Linked DNA regions of Mus musculus: region 2 is linked to region 1. Evidence: chromatin loops called from intact Hi-C (ENCODE). Cell type or tissue: heart. All regions are shown on one strand. Links, peaks and the distances in the headings refer to the core of each region. The heading gives the core; the rest is flanking DNA. Region 1 holds the start of Prkci (protein kinase C, iota). Region 2 overlaps Skil (SKI-like).

The links. Peaks named below come from ENCODE experiments on the same cell type or tissue, not always from the same donor. Only the 100,000 strongest peaks of a DNase experiment are listed, where the experiment ranks them.
Region 2: it touches region 1 in a loop (2.2-fold over the local background); 1 of 42 quality-filtered maps calls a loop at or near these places.

The regions. Positions count from the first base shown.
Region 1 is chr3:30,994,371-30,997,184 of GRCm38, reverse strand. It overlaps Prkci (protein kinase C, iota), which reads right to left and starts at 1,414. Exons shown (of 18, transcript NM_008857.3): 1 at 1,100-1,414. The coding sequence starts at 1,200. In heart, for the core only: a CTCF peak has its summit at 1,262; DNase peaks (open chromatin) are centred at 1,424 and 1,744; H3K4me3 peaks cover 2,416 bases; H3K27ac peaks cover 2,220 bases.
Region 2 is chr3:31,107,985-31,110,798 of GRCm38, reverse strand. All of the region lies in intron 2 of Skil (SKI-like), which reads right to left. Among named protein-coding and RNA genes, the nearest start is that of Skil, 14 kb to the right of the region's middle. In heart, for the core only: a CTCF peak has its summit at 1,457; no DNase peak of the experiment used is centred there.

The DNA.
Region 1 (2,814 bases), core at 96-2,595:
TGACAACTACCAACTTTTTAAAAATTTCAAAAAAAAAAAAAATTAGTGCGTTTGCGGAGACTATTTTAACCTCATTTTCTCTGTTTTAAGTGAAAAGAACATTGTCTACTGCAAATTCTACGAATTAGTCCCAAATCAGTCAATGTCAGAGGCTGGAAGATAACACACAAATCTAAGGCCTTACATGTACACATTAAGACATGTGCAGCTTCAGTTCTCTTGAAAGGAAAACAAGAAAGAACCGGGAAGGTCTGCTATCTTCACTGATCCCCTCAGGAATGTGAAAGCACGCACAGCTCTTTTAACCTTGTAGCACTTGAAGCTTTTAAAAGCAATTTATTTCTGCCTAGACAAGCAGAGAGGTCTTCTGTTAATCCCTGCTCTCCAGTCTTTATGCTCACGCTGGCCTTTCACCTCAGCAGAGATCCTAAATTATCTCAAACCACACACTGAAGTCAAAGGAGAGGAAGAACTTTATGATAAGTCACGATAGAAAATGATTTGGGCTATGCTCAGAACTGGATTACTTTTGGCAGAGACATTAGTTTAAACGTTTGGTAATCAAGTGGGGTAAAGATCGTTTCTAGAATTTAAAGCCTTGGCTTCTCACCTTTCGATAGCTCACCCTAACTTCCAAAATGTGGGTCAGCACATTTGCACCTTAATTCTGACCACCCAGGATCCAGTGCACATCCTATTAAAAAGTATCGACTTTGGTACTAACTCTAACACCTATAGCGGCTCTCTGACCATAGTCCAGACTTATTTCATGAACTCTCCCACGGCGAAGGATAGATGTAAACCTGATTTATAAGACGGAGGCTTCAGGCCTGTCTGCAATGAAAGGAGCCACCTAACGAAGCAGTCCAGGCTTGCGTGCCCACAGTAGTGAGTGAACAGAGGCTTCCCTCGAAATCTTCAATCCACCCAGTCCCGAAACAGTTGCAAATTTCTCCGTCAGCTGATTTGTCCTCCCCTCCGGTTGCGCCCACTCTCCTCCGCCGACTCCTGGCGACCTACACTCATACGTCCAGGGTGCCACCAACCGCACCTCTCGCCGCCCCCACGATCGCTCGGGTCCCTGACCGCCAACACTCACCCGCGGTAGTAGGCTTTCACCCGGACCTGGTGGGAATGGTCCCCGCCGCCGCCGCACGCGACCGTGTGGGACATGGTGCTGCTGTCCCTCTGGGTCGGCATCTCCTCACTCCCCCGCCTCGCCGCAGGAGGCCGAGGGGGCCGGGGCAGCGCCGGGCGCCGCGAGGGTCTCGGCCTCCCGAGCCTGTCGGGAAGCCGTGGCCGCCCGCCTCGCCGACCAACACGCCTAGCCCGCGGCGCGGAGCGAGCAAGGGGTCGCTTCGCCGCCAAGCCCGAGCCCCAGCGCTCCTCCCTCCGCCCGGCACAACACGCCTCCCGCCGCGGCTCCTCCCACCACGCTCGCTCCCAAGGCCGCATTCCGCGGCAGGGCGGGCTCAGGAGTCGCGGAGCCCCGGCGCTCTCATCCTCACGGGGGGGAGAAGAGGCTAGCAGAGGGAACAGAACCCACCAGCCTACTAACAGACGCTCTGAAATGGGAATATACTTGGATATTAATATAAGTAATTGTAAACCACGCCTTTAAATGGAAGGATTTCTACAAAACAACCTACAGAGCACCCACGCTCAAGGTTGCTTCCCCTATTTCTTCTATTTAGTCTCGTCCCAGCTAGCCCGCCACGCTTCCGGAATGTATTTGCTGCGCGGGATTCTGGGATTTGGAGTCCCGGTGGGATTCTGGGACTTGTTCCTTAAGTGTAGAGTGCCGCGTTTTCGATCTTGTGCTTCCCGGGAGTTGTAGGCATGGAAGTCCTGAAAACCGCTTGAGTATCTGAGGGCACTGGAAAGATGGCTTCGTCAAGATGTAGAATCTCCTTCCAATTAAATTCTCCATGTCAATTTCATTGATCATTGAAATTAAACAGTTCCCTTTTGGGGGAACAAGATTTGATTACCTGCTCAGCAAATCCTTTTCGGGGAGAATTTAATAATGTAGGTAGCAAAAGCATTAGTGAATGCAACGAAAGAAGAAACTCAATTGGGAGATACCACAGGAGAGAGACTTCTTCAAGGCCCTCAACCCGTGAATATTGCCATTCTATAGAAGAAAGTGCCCAGTGAATACTTAACTAGTGTGTCAGTTCATTAGCATTTATTTTACTTACACTAGTCTGGTCGAGAATTAGAAAAAAAAATCTGTCCGTGTAACTTACTTTCGGACTTCCTCAGATCTTGCCTGTATCACTTACTCTACCCTTAAGGTAGCTTGAATCTAGCCACCAGGTCAGCTCAGATAGCAACATGTGCAAATTGTTGAAATAAGCAAAGATATGGCTTTCTTTTTGTTATTGTTTGTTTGTTTTTGGTTGGTAAGAGGTTTTCTCTCTGTAGCTGTCCTTGAACTCATTCTGTCAGGCTAGACTCAAACTCAGAGATTCGCCTGCTAGTGCCTCCTGGGTCCTATTAAGGGCATGTGTCACCACTACCCAGCAGCTTTCTTTATAATCATACATTAGATTTGGTTGCTTGCTTTATCAGAGCTACTATGTGTGACACTTAGCTTGGTACTAGCTTCATCCAACGTCCACAAATTTGGAGTATATGAAAATTTCCACTAAATAACTTTTTTTTTTTTAACAATTAGAGGCTGCATCATCACGTTAAATATGGATTGATTGCTGATGGTCATTTTTTTTAATTATTATTTTATGTATGAGCACCACACACCGCCTGGTTCCTGCAGAGGTCAGAAAGGGGTGCCAGATACACTGGAACTGG
Region 2 (2,814 bases), core at 110-2,609, 110 kb before region 1:
GAGGTTCCCTGACAGAAAAGTGGAGGAGCTGAAGGTACCAGATGAAGGCAGACAGCAGAGACGCGCTATCCATAGGTCCCAGTGGGTTAAAGGACAATCACCTAACGAGACACCTGGCCACCTAGCTAGGCTCCGAGCTCTCGGCTCTGAGAGGCTCCAATCTCACCGGCAGTCAGGAGGTGGGCGGAGGCCAGCAAGCTCAATGAAACCCACAACTGTGGGTACAGCCCAGTGCAAAGACTTGCCTGGCATAACCCAGGCCCTGAATTCAGTCTCCAGCACAAGTCCCTCATATAGGGATGGGCACCAAACACTAACAATTAGGGAAGCTGGCTTACATGTCCCAGTATTTTAGGTCAAGAAAGAACACAAAGGGAAGGATGACACGCAGTTCTTATTAAAAGTAAGATCCACTCCGAATGGCCCAGGGGAGGAGACATGCTGCTAGTGAGAGAACCCAGTGTGAGTGAAGAAACCTTGGAGAAGCAGCCCAGTGCCTGCAACCAACCAACCAACAAGCAGACAAAAAGACAAGGAACAACTCCTAGAGTCAGCTTTATACAACTTCACAATCTAAATGTGACTTTATTGCCAGGAAAAGGTTTTAAAAAAGACAACTGAAAAGCAATGTTGGGTGAGGTGGCTCATCCGTTAGACACGTAAGACACTTGCCAGTGAGCCGGACACCCAGAGTTCAATCTCTGGAACCCATACAGTGGAAGGAGAACTGACTCCTGTAAGTTATCCTCTGACCTCAACATATATGTTGTGGCACATATATGTTCCCCCCCCCATAAATAAATGTAATTTTTAATATTTAGAAAAGTAGAAAAAATAAAATATGGTAATTTGTATTGCTGTGTGTATGTCTGTGTTTGTGTGTGTGAGAGAGAGAGAGAGAGAGAGAGAGAGAGAGAAAGAGAGAGAAAGAGAGAGAAAGAGAGAGAAAGAGAGAGAGAAAGAATATGCAAGTGAGACCGCACCAGCAGTAACAGTGCATAGTGCATGCATTTGATCCTAGCTCACAGGAGGCAAAAGTAGGGGGATCTCTCTGAACTCAAGGCCAGCCTGATCTACAGAGTGAGTTCCAGGAAAGCCAGGGCTACACAGAGAAACTGTCACAAAACAAAATAAAACAAAACAGAATGGGTTATTCATGGAAGACTTCTACAGGAGTAGGTCATTTTTCTGGAAAAAAAAATTCCACAAACTGATAAAATACTCGTTAAGATTCAAGTGAATACCACAACTCTGATGTATTATTCAGAATCTGGCCAAACTCAACCACTTACAAAGTAAAGCAATCAGCTGTTCACAGGTTCTCAGCCTAAAAAGAACTGACTTCTAGCAATACATACTAAATGGCAAGTGTTCATAGACCACTAATAACTTGGGAGAAAGAGGAATCACAGAGTAGAACCATATAAACTGCTATAGCAATAGACAATCTGAGGGTGTCAGCATAGACCGGAGCAAGTCATTCACTACATTTCAATTGTGTATGACTAACCCAGAACTTTGAGTTACTATGGTAACTGGTGCTTAAGTCTTGAGTCTAGATGACATCATCAAGCTATATTCTGAATACTATCTAGATATAAACGTATTTGAAACATTTAAACTCGCTTTAAATATTTACAATTTCAGGAATCTGAAGGGTGGCTCTTGTGGAGGATGCAGGGTCAGTCCCCAGCACCCACATGGAGGCTCATAACCATCTGCAACTCCAGGTCTAGGGGATCAAACATCTTTTGATCTCCAAGGGTACCAACCACATAAGTAGTATGTAGACATACATACAAGCAAGCAAAACACAGAAAAATATAAAAATTTTAAAGACACACATGGCGTATTTTTTTTTCAAAAACCTGACTTCTTTAAAATTGTGATGATGCTCAAGGGTAGCTTAACCCCATTTGATAAGAGGACATGTTGAGAAAAATAATCCAGGGAAATCTAAGATTATCTTGAACTAAGTGAAACATTTTGGTTAAACTCACTTAAAAAACAAAACTCTTTAATTGGTCTTATATCTTAAACAAGTCTAGATATAGTGCCCAATAAATCATTTCAAACTTTAAAGTTAATAATCACTACACTGAACCACGCATTAAAAAGGCTTTCCTAGTATTCCCACTAGAATCTGAAATCTTCAGAATCGCTTGCAAGAATTTTTCAAAACTTTGACTTGGAATATGACTTTAATCATTAATTTCATTTCAAAAGTCTACTTTGACTTTTGTGGTCATTGTATTCATAATACAAGCACAATGTGTCCTTTTTTAAAAAACTTGAGGCAGTGTCTTGTTGTATAAAGCAGGCTGACCTTGAACTCAGAAATCTACCTGCCTTTGCCTCCCAAGTGCTAAGACTAAAGGCTTGAGCCACCATGCTTAGTTATGCGTTTATTTCAGCAATTTCTCTACATTTGAAACACCATCTAAAGTAGCTGCATTTATTTATTTTTAAGCATTCATCTTCCTCAGTTTCTATTCTTTGTTTCTTATTCTTACATCTGTCAACTAAAAGAGTCACAGAGCACAGGTTCTAGTTTGCTGTCTGTTGTTGCAATAAATACCATGACCAAAGCGACGGACGTGGGGAAAAGGGCTCTGTGGCCCACAGGTCCAGCTAACAGCCCATCAGCACGGGGAGTCAGGGCAGGAACTTGAGGCAAACTGAAGCAGACACCCATGGAGTAAGGTTGCTCAGGTAGCTTTCTTATATATAGCCCAAGATACCTATGGCTGATAATGCCTACACTGGGGTCAGCCCTTCTACATCAATAAGCCACCAAATAATGCCAATCTGATC